Linked DNA regions of Homo sapiens: region 2 is linked to region 1. A link is a loop called in an ENCODE intact Hi-C map of the cell type or tissue named here. Cell type or tissue: sigmoid colon. All regions are shown on one strand. Each heading gives the region's core, and the rest is flanking DNA. Links, peaks and the distances in the headings are about the cores only.

The links. Hi-C counts contacts between places; a loop is a spot of excess contacts. Peaks named below come from ENCODE experiments on the same cell type or tissue, not always from the same donor. Only the 100,000 strongest peaks of a DNase experiment are listed, where the experiment ranks them.
Region 2: a loop joins it to region 1, with 3 times the contacts of the local background. A loop is called at or near these places in 4 of 110 quality-filtered maps.

Annotation. Positions count from the first base shown.
Region 1 is chr6:17,083,417-17,091,023 of GRCh38, reverse strand. No RefSeq gene overlaps it. Among named protein-coding and RNA genes, the nearest start is that of STMND1, 15 kb to the left of the region's middle. In sigmoid colon, for the core only: CTCF peaks have their summits at 4,268 and 4,468 (motif pointing right); a DNase peak (open chromatin) is centred at 4,443.
Region 2 is chr6:16,800,748-16,808,354 of GRCh38, reverse strand. No RefSeq gene overlaps it. Among named protein-coding and RNA genes, the nearest start is that of ATXN1, 43 kb to the right of the region's middle. RefSeq lists a silencer at 4,723-5,017 and an enhancer at 4,763-5,057. In sigmoid colon, for the core only: no CTCF peak of the experiment used is centred there; DNase peaks (open chromatin) are centred at 4,484 and 4,834; H3K4me3 peaks cover 789 bases.

The DNA of each region.
Region 1 (7,607 bases), core at 3,219-5,718:
CAACATGGTTCAGATAGACTTCTGCTTCCAGTCAAGATAGAGTAACAAACACTAGATTTACCCTCTCAAGGAAAAAAAATTAATAAAAAATCCAAAATATATAAAACAATGGTTGTCAAGACATTGGACATCAGGCGATGAAGGACAGTGATCCTTGAGAGATGGAAAGCTGAGAGGGTGAGCTCTATGATTAATCCCAGCTAACTACCTTGAAGACGTTTATAGATGGTAGTGCAGGGAGAGGAAACCCCAGCGGAGCCCTGTGGATTGCCTGAATTGAGGAGAAGGAGCTGAGAATCAAGGAAGGAAAAAGTGGCTAGAGTTTGCACGGCAAAGTAGCTGATAGGAGATAGAGGGAGAATTCCGGAGAGCTGCAGAGGATCCCCTTGAATATTCCATAGAGGACTGGTCAATACATGCATATGAGAAAGCTGCCTGAGGTTGGGGAAATAACTACAGAAAGGCCTAGAGGCTATAATAATCAGAGCTCTCACAGTGCTTGTTCTTACCAACCAGACCAGAAAACTCACGAGGGTTTGGCCTTGCTAGTGGGGAAAAATTAGCCCTACACTAAACATTGCTATGGTCCCACCTAACACATTGCAAAAGCAAGGACTGAACTAATGGAACTGCCTCTCAAAACAACGTTCAGGAATATTTATAGGAACACAAAACTATGTGGCACCCATAAGGTAAAACTGATAATGTCGGACATCTAATACAAAACTTAGCAGGCATGCAAAGAAGCAGGAAAATGTGACCCACAATTAGGAGAAAAATAAACTGATCAAAATCGACCCAGAGCTGATGTTCAAATTAGCAGATGAGGGCATTAAAACTTATTATTACTGTATTCCATATGTTCAAAGAGCTACAGGAAATATTAAATACAATGTATTTAAATAAATACACTGAGTAGAATTAATGATCAGTTAGACTTTGCGTAAGAAAAGATTAATGAACTTGAAGGCATAGCAAGAGAAACTATCCGAAATCAAACCTACAGAGAAAAAAGACTAAGAACAAAAATGAACACAGTGAAAGTGAACTGAAGAAAAACGTCACACAACTGAATATACATGTAATTGGAGTCCCCAAAGGAGAGAAGATAAGGTGGGGGCAAGGGCAGGAGGTGGGAACAGAAAAAATTTTGAAAAAATAATGGGCATCAAATTCCAAATTTGATGAAAATGATAAAATCACAAATCCAAGATACCCAAGGAACCCTTGGCACAAGAAACATTAAAAAAAAAAAACTATATCAAGGAACATCTTTATCAAATTTCTCAAAACCAGTGATAAAAAGAAAAATCTTAAAAGCAGACAGAGAAATAAAACATGCTATGTGCCAAGGTACTTTAAAGTACTAAGCATTGTAAAATATTGAAAGAAAAATGTGGCAACCTATACTTTTATACCCTGTGAAGATATCTCTTCAAAACAAAGGCTAAATGAATACGTTTTTAGGCATACAAAAACTGAAAGAACTCATCACCAGCAGACCCATATATAAGAAATGTTAAGTCCTTCAAGTGGAAGGAAAATGATACCAAATGGAACTATGGATTTATACAAAGGAATGAAAAACACTGGAAATGGTAACTACATGTGTAAATATGAGTTTTTCTTATTTCTTAGTTTTCTTTAAAGAGAATTCATTGTTTAAAGATCAATAATAACAATACAGTGTGGAGTTCATGGCATATGTGAATGTACAATATGTGATGACGATGACAGAACAGAGACCAGGAAGGGAGAAATGGAAACATACTGGAAGTATAATGTAAAAACCAGTAACGTGATCTCTGGATGAGCTCCCAACTATTTGGAAACTAAAAATATTCTATAAATAACCCACAAGTCAAAGAAGCAATCAAATACTGGGATAAGAGTCTTGACATCTGGGCTCTTTTCCTAGTTCTTTGTGAAATTAAACACCAGTGAATACCATGTTAATATTTTTCGAGGTATTGGAGTGTATTCGTTTTCTATACCTGCATAACAAATTTCCACAAATTCAGTGGCTTAAAACCACACATATTTATTTTCTCACAGTTTCATGGTCAGGAGTCCAGGCATGACTTCGTTGGGTCTTCTGCTCAGGGCCTCATGAGCTGCAATCAAGATGTTGGCTGGGGTCTCATCTGGGACTTGAGATCCTTTTCCAAGCTCATGTGATTATGGGCAGAATTCATTTCCTTGCAGCTGTGGAACTCACAGCAACTTGCTTCTTCAAGGCCAGCAAGAGAGAGCTCTGCTTCTCCTGTCTCCAACCTCTAGAGCCTCCTTTAAAGGGCTCAGGCCGGGTGCAGTGGCTCACACCTGTAATCTTAGCACTTTGGGAGGCTGAGGCGGGCAGACTGCCTGAGCTCAGGAGTTTGAGACCAGCCTGGGCAAGATGTTGAAACTCTGTCTCTACTAAAATACAAAAAATTAGCTGGGCGTGGTGGTGCGTGCCTGTAGTCCCAGCTACTACAGGAGGCTGGGGAGGCTGAGGCAAGATAATTGTTTGAACCCGGAGAGTGGAGGCTGCAGTGAGCCGAGATCACACCACTGCACTCTAGCTTGGGCAACAGAGCTAGACTCTGTCTCAAAATAAATAAATAAATAAATAAATAAATAAATAAATAAATAAATAAATAAATAAAATAAAAATTAAGGGCTCACCTGATTTGGTCAGGCCCACCCAGGATAATATCTCCTTCAATGAACTCAAAAATCAACTGATGTGAAACCCTAATTATATCTGCAGAATGCCTTCCCCTTTACCATACAGTGTAACCTGTTCATGAGTGTGACATTCCATCATAATCACAGGCTCTACCCACATCCAAAGAAAAGGGATTATTCAGGGTCATATACCAGGGGCCTGGAATTTTAGGGTCCATTTGAGAATTCCACCTGCCACAGAGAGACAGAAAAAGAGGGCAGGGGAAGGATATCATTTGTCAGTTGTTACTCACAATGTCTTCTAAGTAACTAAATATTGTTCTCCAATGCAAACAATGAGCTTTGACTGGCTTTTTGTTATTTTCTTCCTTGAGATCAACCATAAGGTCTTGAATAACTATAAGAATAATTACGGTAATGATGACAGCTACTGCCTCTTGAATGGTTAATACGTGCCTGGCATAAGTTCTTTACAACAAACATATAAGGTAGGTATTATTATACCCATTTTATGGATATAAAGGGAAGATCCCGAGGCTCAGAAATCCTTGAATAACTTGCCTTACACAGCTAGTAACAAAGGGATCAAGAATCAGAGCCAGTTGCTGTCTGATTCTTAATTCAGTGCTAGAGAGAAAAAAATGGGAATGCAGGCAGCAAGGAACCCTGGGTTCCACGCCAAGTTCTGCTTTGTGAACGACCATTTAACTGAATTGCTTTCATTATGGATAAAAGCAACTACCTCTGGCTTTTTGGAAATGCTTCTCTCTGTTGGAAAGAACATATAGCAAAAACTGCTATATATATATATTTTCAACTTGGCCAAAGCATTTTCTATCGATTAGACACAAAATTCCCCATATCCACCTTCTCCTATTTCATCTTAAAGGCTAGAACCAGGCTGTACAATTTTGAGTGGCTGAATTGTGTCTTGTGGGTAAGTTTCTGATTTGAAGAGTGAGTATGCATTTGGAAACATGAAACCGAAGTGCACAGGTGACACTTCCTAAGAGTGCACAGTAATTATCATAGGTAACTTCACCTGGCTGATGACTGGCAGTGCTTCTGTGATTTCATACATTTGAAACTTTTTTGCTGCCTGAAAGCCTAAGGCCATGGAAATGCTGCCTATCAGGTTGAACTACAGGTGTTCTCAAAACTGGGGATCGCCAACTGTTGTTCTTGGAGACCACATGGCTTCATGACTCTAGCTGTTTGCCAGACTGAATGATGCCTAAGAAGAGACAGAAAAGTCTAGGGGAAGGGGAGTAAAGGGTTGGAGTGGGTCACCCTAAAGACAAAGGTGTGGGTGGGGTTGACATAGAGACTTTCATTAAAAAAAATGCTCTCATGCCCTTTTTGTCTCTAGTTTTTGGTTTTTTTCTTATTCTTCTTGAAATAGAGCCTCACTCTGTCACCCAGGTTGGAGTACAGTGGCATGATCTTGGCTCACTGCAATCTCCCCCTCCCGGTTCAAGCGATTCCCTTGCCTCAGGCTCCTAAGTAACCAGGATTACAGGTGTGCGCCCCGGCTAATTGTTGCATTTTGAGTAGAGACAGGGTTTCACCATGTTGGCCAGGTTGGTCTCGAACTCCTGACCTCAAGTGATTCACCCACCTTGGCCTTCCAAAGTGTTGGGATTACAGGCGTGAGCCACCGCGCCCGGATTGTCTCTAGGTTTGTTTGGAGAGAAGCAAGTACCACAATCCTCCGGGAACATCCCGGCTGCTGTTTGAAGAGCAATAGCTCCCAGTCGGTCAGGGCTAAGTAATTAGCATAGCCACCAGGGGGCAATAATACCACAGCGATGATGAAATAGTAATAAGCTTGACTTTATTGTGTCCAAATCACCTACAAGAATAATCTTAGGTGAATGGATTTTGTGCTACTAATAGACTACTATACAATTAAGTACTAATACACTAATTACATTTCCGATTTAAAGTAACAATAATAATCAGTGTACACAGCCTGTACAGTCAGGCAGTCTTCTGTGGGGAAAATTTATCTGCTTCTGCTGTCTGCTCCCTTATAAAGAAATCCTAGCCCCAAAAGGGAGTGTAGTGGGAATTATGGGGCAGGGGATGTAAACAGGAGCAGGGAAAGGGGAAGCTTCCGGATAAGGAAGATGAAGCCCAGGCAGGGGGCAGTGGCTCACTCCTGTAATCCCAGCACTTTAATTGGGAGGCTGAGGCGGGTGGATCACCTGAGGTCAGGAGTTCAAGACTACCCTGGCCAACATGGTGAAACTCCGTCTCTACAAAAACACAAAAATTAGCAGGGTGTGGTGGTGCGTGCCTGTAATCCCAGCTACTTGGGAGGCTGAGGCAGGAGAGTGGCTTGAACCCAGAAGGCAGAGGCTGCAGTGAACTGACATCTCGCCACTGCACTCCAGCCTGGGTGACAAAGCAAGACTCTGTCTCAGAAAAAAAAAAAAAGGAAGATGAAGTCATGAGGAGTGAATTCCCCAGCATCATCTTCCTGGAAACAGGAATGCAGCCCCAAGACTCTGAGTCTCAGCTGCTAGGAACTCTGCGAGATTATGAGTCTTCTCAGTGAAGAGAGGGGCATTGCCTTCTCCATGTGCCCTCGGTGTTTAACAGGGCTTATTGGGTTCCCAACATGAGTAGGCACTGTTCTAGGCCCAGGGTGTATGGGAGAAATAATAATAATAATGCAGACATGGTTCTTGCCCCCAGGAAGTCAGGATCTAGTGGGGATACAGAAAATAAGTTAATTTTCAGACAAACATCTAATCACAAATCATATTAGATGATATAAAGGAAAGTCAAGTTACTACGAGATCATATAACAGAGGGGAGGACACTTAACCTGAAGCTTGAGGGAAGAGAGACACAAACAAACAAAAAAACAAATGGGGAAAGAGTGTTGTAAGTTGACCTTAAGGTATACTGGATTATATATAAAGAGGCTGGTGTCATTTGATGTAAGGTATCCTCTAGCCCACATAAAGGATTTGGGATTTTTATCCTAACTGCAATAATAAGTTTTGAAGGGTTTTATATGGATGATTGACATGGATCCAATTATATTTTTGTGAGATCATTCTGGCTTTCATCTGGGAAAAAAATTGGAGGCAACAAGAGTTAAAGCAGGGGGAATGATTAGGAGTCATTGGGTGATAATGAATGCTTGGTAGTGAGCATAGAGAGAGGTGTACAGATTTCAGATGCCTTTTAGTGAGACTCAGTAAGACTCGCTATTGTGCTGGATGTTGAGGGAGATGTCAAGGAAGACCTCAGCAGATATTTGGTATATGTCAGGGTGGATGTGGGTGACATTTATGGAATTGGGAAAGGCAGATCAAGGGTTCAGTTTTAGGCATAATAATTTTGGATGCCAAGAGACATCCATAAGGGGTTACAAGGCTGGAGCTCAGGAGGAAGGTATAGGCTAGAGATTCAATGTTAAGGATCATCAGCACAAAGCCCTTAGAATGGACGAGATTGCCTGGAAAAACAGCATAGAAAGAGAAGAAGAGAGGGCCAGCTACTCGGGAGACTGAGGCAGGAGAACTGCTTGAACCTGGGAGGTCAAGAAGGGAACAGAGACATGCAAAGGTGAAGGAGCTGCCTGATGTGTAAAAGAAAAACTAGGAGAATGTGGTTTCATGGAAGCCAAGAACAGATCTTTCACAAAGGAGGAGTCGTCGTCTGTGTCAAAAGTTGCTGAGTGATTATCTAAGATAAGGCCTGGAAAGGAGAATTGAATAAAGCAATGTAGAAGCCATTGGTTACCTTCCCAAGAGCACTTTCAGTTATGTGGTGGAAGTGGGAGCCAGATGAGAGGGTTCGAAGAGGAAATAGGCACACAGTACTCAAAAATAAATCACAGGTGGATTCAGGACTTATTTACAAATAAATGGAAGAATGTTTTCATGATTTTAGAGTAAGAAACAACTTCTGAATACATAAGAAAAGGACAAATCATAAAGCTAAGACTGATGAATTTGCCTACTTTTATATTAAGAATTTTGGTTTCTATTCAGTAGCACAATAGGGTGACTATAGTTAACAATAATTTGGCTGGGTGTGGTGACTCATGTGTAATCTCAGCACTTTGGGAGGCCGAGGTGGGCAGATCACTTGAGGTCAGGAGTTCGAGACGAGCCTGGCCCACCTGGGGAAACCTCATCTCTACAAAAACTGCAAAAATTACCTGGGCATGGTGGCATGCACCTGTAGTCCCAGCTACTTGGGAGACTGAGGCAGGAGGATCACTTGAGCCCAGGAGGTGGTGGTTGCAGTGAGCTGAGATCATGCTACTGCACTCCAGCCTGGATGACAGAGTGAGACCCTGTCTCAAAATAATAATAATAATAATAACTTCTCTATATTTAAAAATAACTAAAAGAGTAAAATTGGAATATTCCTAACACAAAGAAATGAAAAATGTTTGAGGAGATAGATACCCCAATTACTTCGATTTGATCCTTACATGTCGTACGCCTGCATCAAAATATCACATGTACCCCATAAATATATACAACTATTATGTACCCATAGTAATTAAAACTTTAAAAATAAAATTTTAAAGAAAGAATTTCTTTTTTATAAAGAAAGTGAAACACACAAGTTGATAATATGTATATTGGTGATCCTGCTATTCTACATCTCAGGATGGAAAGAAAATCTTGCCTGTATTCCTTGGAGACATGTATAAGGACGTTCATAGTAAATTGCTTAGAATGGCAAAAATGTAGAAAGAGTTCAAGTGACCAATCTCGAGAATTGATATGTAAATTGTGGTATAATTATTGAACCAAATGTTACGCAACAACACAACATGTAATTAAAGTAAATGAACCACATGGCTGCCTCTTACACATATAACATTGAACAAAAAATTCAATGTGCAGAAGATTACATGCTGTGTGTTCAGTTCCATAGAGTCCAAGAATATTATTTTAAAATAT
Region 2 (7,607 bases), core at 3,306-5,805, 280 kb after region 1:
TCTCTTTTCTTCCGCAGTGTTTCTTCTTGGTGAGTGGTGGGGGTTTAGGTAAATGGGCACGCCCCTCCCCCCGCCCCACCATCACCATCTAGCCAAGCAGTAGGAGCTGGATGCACTTGGGACTTAGAGCCTGTTTCACAAGAATTGAATTGGGCCTTTCATCTCCTAATACAATGTAATCTGACTTGGGATCAGTTCACTCTTCAAATATGCGTGTAATTTTCAGGTAAATGCCTAGCACTGTGTATTTAGATGACAATGTTAAAATGGTTTTTAAGAGGATTCACCTTTGTGAACCACTACGCCTCTGCCTGAACCACTCATGTTTTTTCTTTTTTCTTTTTAGCCCGTCTAACTCTTCTCTGTATCAGTCAAGGTCCAGCAGGAAATAAATGGCACATGAAAATTAAGATAATTTGAGGGGGTTGTGGAGGAAGAACAAAGGGTAGTGCAGAATCCTGGGCCCAGTTACAGCAGAGCCATTACAACCCCCGGGACCAAAGGGATAGATGACATTTAAATGGAAGAAGAGGGGACACGGTGGCTCACGCCTATAATCCCAGCATTTTTGGGAGGCCAAGGCGGGCGGATCACCTGAAGTCAGGAGTTCAAGACCAGCCTGGCCAACATGGTGAAACCCTGTCTCTACAAAAATACAAAAAAAAAAAAAAAAATTAACCAGGCATGATGGTGGGTGCATGTATTCCCAGCTACGCGGGAGGCTGAGGTGGGAGAATCGCTGAAACCCGGGAGGTGGAGGTTGCAGTGAGCCGAGATGGCGCCATTGCACTCCAGTCCAGGTGATAGGGCAAGACTCTGTCTCAAAATAAATAAATAAATAAATAAATAAAAAATAAATGAAAGAATATATCTTAAAACAAGTATTTGGAGTCTACCATGTGGTAGAATATCAGATGCTAGATGCAGGGACTAGTGTAACCAACACGTTCTCCTCCCTCCTCATGAGACTTTGCAACCTAATGGAAGACAGAGACACTCAACAAATGACTACACAAATAAAGATCACATACAGTGGTTAGGTTCCAGAAATGAAAAGTAGAGGAGGCTGTGAGAAATTCTAGCAGAGAGGCAGGACCTGGTCCCACCCATCAGGGAAGAATTTCCTGGGAAAGGGATGTTTGGGCAGTCATCTACTGCAGGTAGGAGTTTCCAGTGGCAGCAAGAGTAGGCAAGGAGGAACTCTTGTGGGGTGGTGGGAACAGTGCCTGTGGAAACCCTCACCTTAGAAAGGACTGGGAGCATTCAAAGCTCTGGAGAAGCCCAGTGTGGCTGAAGCTCAACCCATCAAGGGAGAGAGGAGGAACGGGAGCTGGAGGGCCAAATCCTGACGGCTCTCACCATGGGGGCTTGGGATGTGAAGAGGAAAAAGTCATAGAAAGATTTTAAATTTAGGGGATCCGTCTGCATTTTTAAAAAGATTCTTAAAGACAAGGGATACAAGGGCTGTGTTTGGCTTATTTTCCAGCCCTGCATGGTAGCTTACACATAAGTGGGGCTTTTCCTATTTGTTGTTCTGGATGTCAGTACTGTGAGAAAGGTATTTTAGAAATTGTGTTTAGTAGTAGAAACTAAAAGACAGCTTGTGGAATTAAGTTTGGGATGAGCAATGGTGACTTTCCCTCAGGAAATCTGTTTTCTCTGATTACCATATGTCAGGGTCTCATAAAATGAAAAAGATGCAATTGCTTAAAACAACATAACATCAGCATCAGGAAAACGTTATTTTTTATGTATACCATCAGCTATGAAATCAGAATTTAAATCACGGTTTACTACTTCCTAGCTGTGTGTCCTTGGGCAGGTTGATTAGCCCCTCTGTGCCTCAGTTTTTTTTCTCTGTAAAAGAAGAATATGATAATAGTAGTATCTATTTCATCTCTTTATTGTGAAGAATAAGTGAAAAGCATGTTGAAGACTGCCTGGCACAAAGTTAAGTGCCCAGTAGATGGCATCTATTATTTAATTGCATACAAATTTCACGGTGCATATAAAAAGTTTTCCCCCAATGTTAAAATAATTTACTCTTAAGTGTTCCTGTTCCTTGATTCTTAACAGTGGCTATTTATGTGCTCATAATAATTACATAATGGCAAAATGACTTTTACAGTTATGTTTAATGCATCAGCTTTCAGTTGGGCTTATTACATAAAGTAATAAGAACATGTCTCCCTAATATTAAGTTGTTTTCTGATACACTCTGGATAATTCACTTTAGGAAATGTTGAAAGCTAACAACACATAAACCCATGGTATGTAATTTTCCCTGATTTCCGGATCATGAGAGGTGTTATGAAATGTATGTGGGGTTTATATACAGGCATCGTCTTTTTTCTTCCTCCTCTTGCCCATCTCTCACAACTTGCAGAAAGCTGTGTATTTTAATATTTTAATTCCCCACTCTTTCTCATGTATTCATAAGTGAAAATATGCACATTAGCACGATTTTATTTTTCAAGCTCATAAAGGTTAAAAGGCATCCCTTAGCTCAGTAGGCAAGACATTCATTCTCTTTCTCTTTGCTGCAAAACAAGGCTCCTGGTCTGCTAGTTTCATAAATCATTCTCCAACTAGCCCATGACAGACAAAAATCAAAGAACAAGTTAGCACTCAGCTAGTTACAGATTAGAAATCAGGTGACAGCAGGCCCCATTGTTTCTTCTATAATGTATCCCCCCAACGGGTATGCTGCTGTGCCTGGGTGAACACTCCCATACTTGTTGACAGAATTATTTTTAGAAAGTAATGCTTTCCCATTTATAAAATCCAGAGAGAGGCAGCATGATGTGTAGGCGGTAGCTCTCAGCTGTGGCTGCAGATCAAAATTACCTGTGGAGCTTTTAAAAATCTGCAGATGCCATGACCTAACTCCAGACCAATGGTTTTCAGCCTGGGCTGCATATGTGAATTGCCTGGGGAGTTTTTGAAGACTAGGATGCCTGCCAGGCAGCCCCACCCCACACCGACTGCATCAGAATCTCTCTGGGGGTAGGGCCTAGAGAGAGTCATTGCTTAATCAGCGGTCCAGGTGATTTTAACTTATGGACAGGCCTGAGAGCTACTGCTCTAGATAGATGGAATGACTTAGCCATTTAGCAAGTACCTGCTGACTGCTACTATATAGAAGGCATTGCTGGGAACGTTGCCGTTAATATAATACATACTTCCTGCTCTCCTGGGCTTAGAAATGCAAATAAAAATGTTCAGGGGTGGGCCCTAGGAATCTGAAGCTGATTATTTTTAAAGCTGATCAGCCAAGCTTGAGGATCAGAGGGTAGGAGAAAAAGCTGAGAGTCAGACAGCCGTGTTTGAATCTTGGTTCCTCTCCTTACTGGCTGTTTGGTTTGGGGTAAGTTACGTAACTGTTCTAAGCCTCTGTTTCCTGATCTTTAAAATGGTGGAAAGCAAATCTTCCACACTAGGGCCATTATGAGTTTTAAATGAAAAAGAAATCCGTAGTAATCTTGGTGCAGTAGCTAGTTTCTACTAGGCATTCGATAAATGTTAGTTTTCTCCCTTCCTCCTCCCCTTCATTTCTCCGTTGTCCTTAAAGCAATAGGTTGGTGCTAAATATGTGGGATGTACAATTGAAGTATGAGACACTGCCCCTGCTTTCTAGGAGTTATGGTGCAATAAACAATTAGAGAGCAACCGCATGGTATGAAAGCTATACCTAGGTGTGTGGTATTGGCTACTTTTATTGCTGCAGGGGTTCTGGCTGGAGAGAAATAATCACTGAGAATCAGGAGACAGAGAATGTTTCCTAAAGAGGAAGGATTTAAAAGGAGTTTTGAAAGGTGGGTAGGTTTTGCCAGAAGAGGAAAGGGAGGGTATTACAGGATGAAGGAAATAGCACAGCAAAGGTAACTTCTTAATGATACCTGAAGGTAGGTCATGTTTAAAGACAATGTATATTTTGCAAGCACTCATTTGACATGTGTCTATGCATGTCACGGATCAAGAAAGTGGGGTTTCCTTTTTGATCAGTGTGAGAGTGAATGACACTGTGTGAGTTTTATGTGTTTCATGTACGAGGTATATATTTCTAATGATACATGCATTTGTTTTGTATGTATTTTCCCTGCTACATTAGTTAGGAAAATTTTGCATACATCCATGTATTTTTACTTGCCTTCTCCTCAGGGGGTAGCAGCATGCCTTCTTAGAAAAACCCCACGTGCTTCATAAATAACAATGAATTTTCTGAACACGTAGAACAAAGAGCTGAATAAAGATGACATCATCCTCCTTAGAGTGAATTTTCATTCAGGTTATCATTTAAGTCCTGCTAGAGGTTTGCCTGGAACAGTTAGTCCCTGACCGATTGTGAACAGCAAAGGGAGTGGATCTGCTTAAGCCTCTGTCGCTGTTTGAGAAAGGCGAGCGAGCATCTCAGTAGCCGCCTCCTGCCCCAGCGGCCCCAGCCTTATGTTCCCCACCCTCCAGTGCAAGGTCTGGGCCTCCTCCCAGGCTCTGATGACAGTTGCTCACAGCTTCTCCCTCCTCTGCTGAGATGACTTTGAATGACCTACTTTGAAAATGGTATGAACTCAGCGGAGTGCCCAGGCGTTGGGGTGCAAACGGGCCTGCCCAGAAGGGCTTCCTGCAGAGGAGAGCGGGCTCTCCGGGGTCCCTCCAGAGGCTGCGTGCACGGTTTTGTTTTGGTGGTGGTTGCTCTTTTTTTCTCCCCCAGGGCCTTGGCTGTTACAATTCATCTTTATGCTCTTGGAGTACAGGCTAGTGATTTGCTGGGCCGCTGTTAAGTCAGAGGACGACAGCCAATCAGAGCAGGATTCTGCCCTGTCTCCCTGCTGCAAACTGCTGAAGTAGTAATGAACCTGAACGCGAGGTTTCAGGCTGAGCTCTCAGCAGCAGCCCAAGAGCGCTCTTTCCAGGGCAAAGCGGGGAGGAGCAGGAATTCTCGGAGCTGAATGACAGATCAGCGGCCTCCTGAGGCCTGTACCTTGGCTGCCACGTGGAGTCTTGGCTAAGCCTACCTTCCACCCAGCTAATTTTTTTCTCTGAGTTATGTGGCTTTTAAAACCAACATGGATGTCTATAGGGTGTGGGGAAGGGAGACAAGAAGGCAGCCAGGCAGAAGTGTTGGGAATTACTTTACCGCAACCACTTTCAGTAAAGTCTCCAGATCATCCCCTTTTCCCCTACTTCAATGACTGCCCACTAAAAAAGGAAGCCAGCTTTGAAATGATTTGAACTTGTAAACTAGCTTAAAAATGACTTTTTTGCAAAGCAGTGATTCTGAGTTCAGAATAGATACATTTCCACTATTTATCATCTGATAAAACTCTCCCTAAAGTGAAAAGAACAGGAGCTGATTTATCAACTTTTCCTTCAGGATATTTACAACATGTTAATTTGTCTGTGTTGGATCAGCTTGGGCCATTATCAATATGAAGGAAGAGAAAATTTTACTTTAACTCCTGTACGTGAATCTAAAATGGAACATTCAGTATTTATCTGAAGTTCCATTTAAAACTATCTGCATAGAACATCTGACCTGCTATTCAGAGTGCTTCTCTTGTTTATTTGGATTTTTTGAGTCTGTAAAGATATTTTCCCATGATTTTCTATGAAACCCACCACTTTCAGTTTCACCCAGCATTCTAGTCTTCTTCAGACCTTGGTTTGTGGAGTACAATCCATTGAGGGCCATGAAAACTTCCCTGAAAGAGACCTAGCAAAATGTTACATATGGGATTATCACCTTGAAATGCTATGCATGATTCTTTGCACAAATTCACAGTTGGTAGCACATTGGTAAATGTTGGCAAAAATGTGCTATAAGGGTTTTAAAATAGGGAACGATGAGCACATATTTTACCCATTCTGAAGTGCGTGGAATCTCTTCCATGCAATATAGGCTCAGTGTTGCTGGCTCCTGACTTTCCCTAACTTGTTGGGTGGACAAGTTGTATGGGGGAAATGAGAAGGAAGACAGGAAAGATGGTAGAATTAGAACACGTGTTCAACACTCAACAGTTGCTGGCTGTATGCACAATATGAGCCAGTCTGGGTCCTTACATCATCTTTGGCAAACCATCGTCCCTTTCTTCATCCAGCTCCTTGTGGCTTTCTGGCTGACAGATGTAAAAATAGAGGCTACAATAGAGCCAGCAATTTTGTATCAGCAGGATCACTCACACATGCCTCACACTGGCAGCAGGTTTTAATTTTAAAATCAGAATGAAGGTTTCTGTGCTCAAGACTTTAGGGCCACTAGGCCAAAAAAAATAAAAAAGAGAGAGAGAGAGAGAGAGGCCCAAACTCCTTTGGTGGGACGATAGGTGAAGGGAGGACCTAGCCCTGAGCTGAGAAAGGATGTAGGAATAAAGCCAGGTACTGAGAAACCAAGTAGCTTATTACAGACAGAAGAATCCACTGTAAAAGACAGTTAGGAGACTGTGTGTCTCTTAGTCTCCTAACCTGGAAAGCTGTCAGAATGACTGGGACAGGGTTTTGCAGGCAGCTTTCAAGATGGGATGGAGAAAGCTACTGTGGTTGGGTGAAAGCATCCATATTTTTCCCCAAAAGGGTTCAAAATGGCTTCTGTTTTCATTTGCAGGCCAAGTAAAATGTTGCAGGCTTCATGAAGTCATTTTTCATTGTTAACTAATATTCATTAACTTATTAAACATGTGGATGCATATGATACTGTCACAAGAAGAGCTAGGCAGCCCTCAGGGAATATATAAAAGCAAACAGAGGGGAAGCCTCTTCATGCAGCTCATGGTGATGCCAGATCTTCCTCCTTTCCCCAATGAAGGCTTCCAAATGCATCTATTTAGAACAGCTATTTTAGCTTTTACTGGATTAGCCACAAGAATAGTGAATACAAAGAGGAGAGGAAGAAGGGGAAGGAAGGGAGGACCTTTGGACCCCCAGACAAGTCATGGGACACCGGAGGGTGTCACACTGGACACCCATTCTCTCCCTGCTAAAGGGACCACCCACCTGCTGCTGGAAATTGCTCAGCTTCTGTTTTTCTTCTGTCCTGAAGTTTTTCAAAATTTTGAGAAAAGACGACAAGGCTGGAGGTTTGCACATAGCCTGCTGGAGCCCCTTCTGGTGGCCTGGTAGTGTGGCCTGCTCTGTGACTACACCTCTCCACTCCTCTCCTCCCTCCCAGTCCTACACATAACCTATTTAAAGAACCACATTAAGTGGTAGTAAAAGGAATATGATAAGACAGAAATGGAAGAAAAAATGTGTCATCAGACACCGTAGTGATTGTGCAAGAGCAGGACTCAGAAAGGAACATCACACCAACTTTAGGGGAAGGTTTCAATTCAGATAAAACTCTGTGGTCAGGGAGAAAATGACTCTAGTTTAATTTCTGGGATATAGATTTCATGAAGACTTCCAAAGAAATAGGACAACACCTGAAGCATGTTCGAGGAAAAGATTGTGATTCGATTTTCGTCTTCTCTGCGAGGAAGCTCATTATGGGCAGATGATACAGTGTTGTCCAATTTTCACTGAGGTGTACAAAAATAATATCTCACATCTAACTCCCAGGAATATGCATAAGGTAAGGTCGGAAGCTATATCCAATGCATACAAATAGGAAA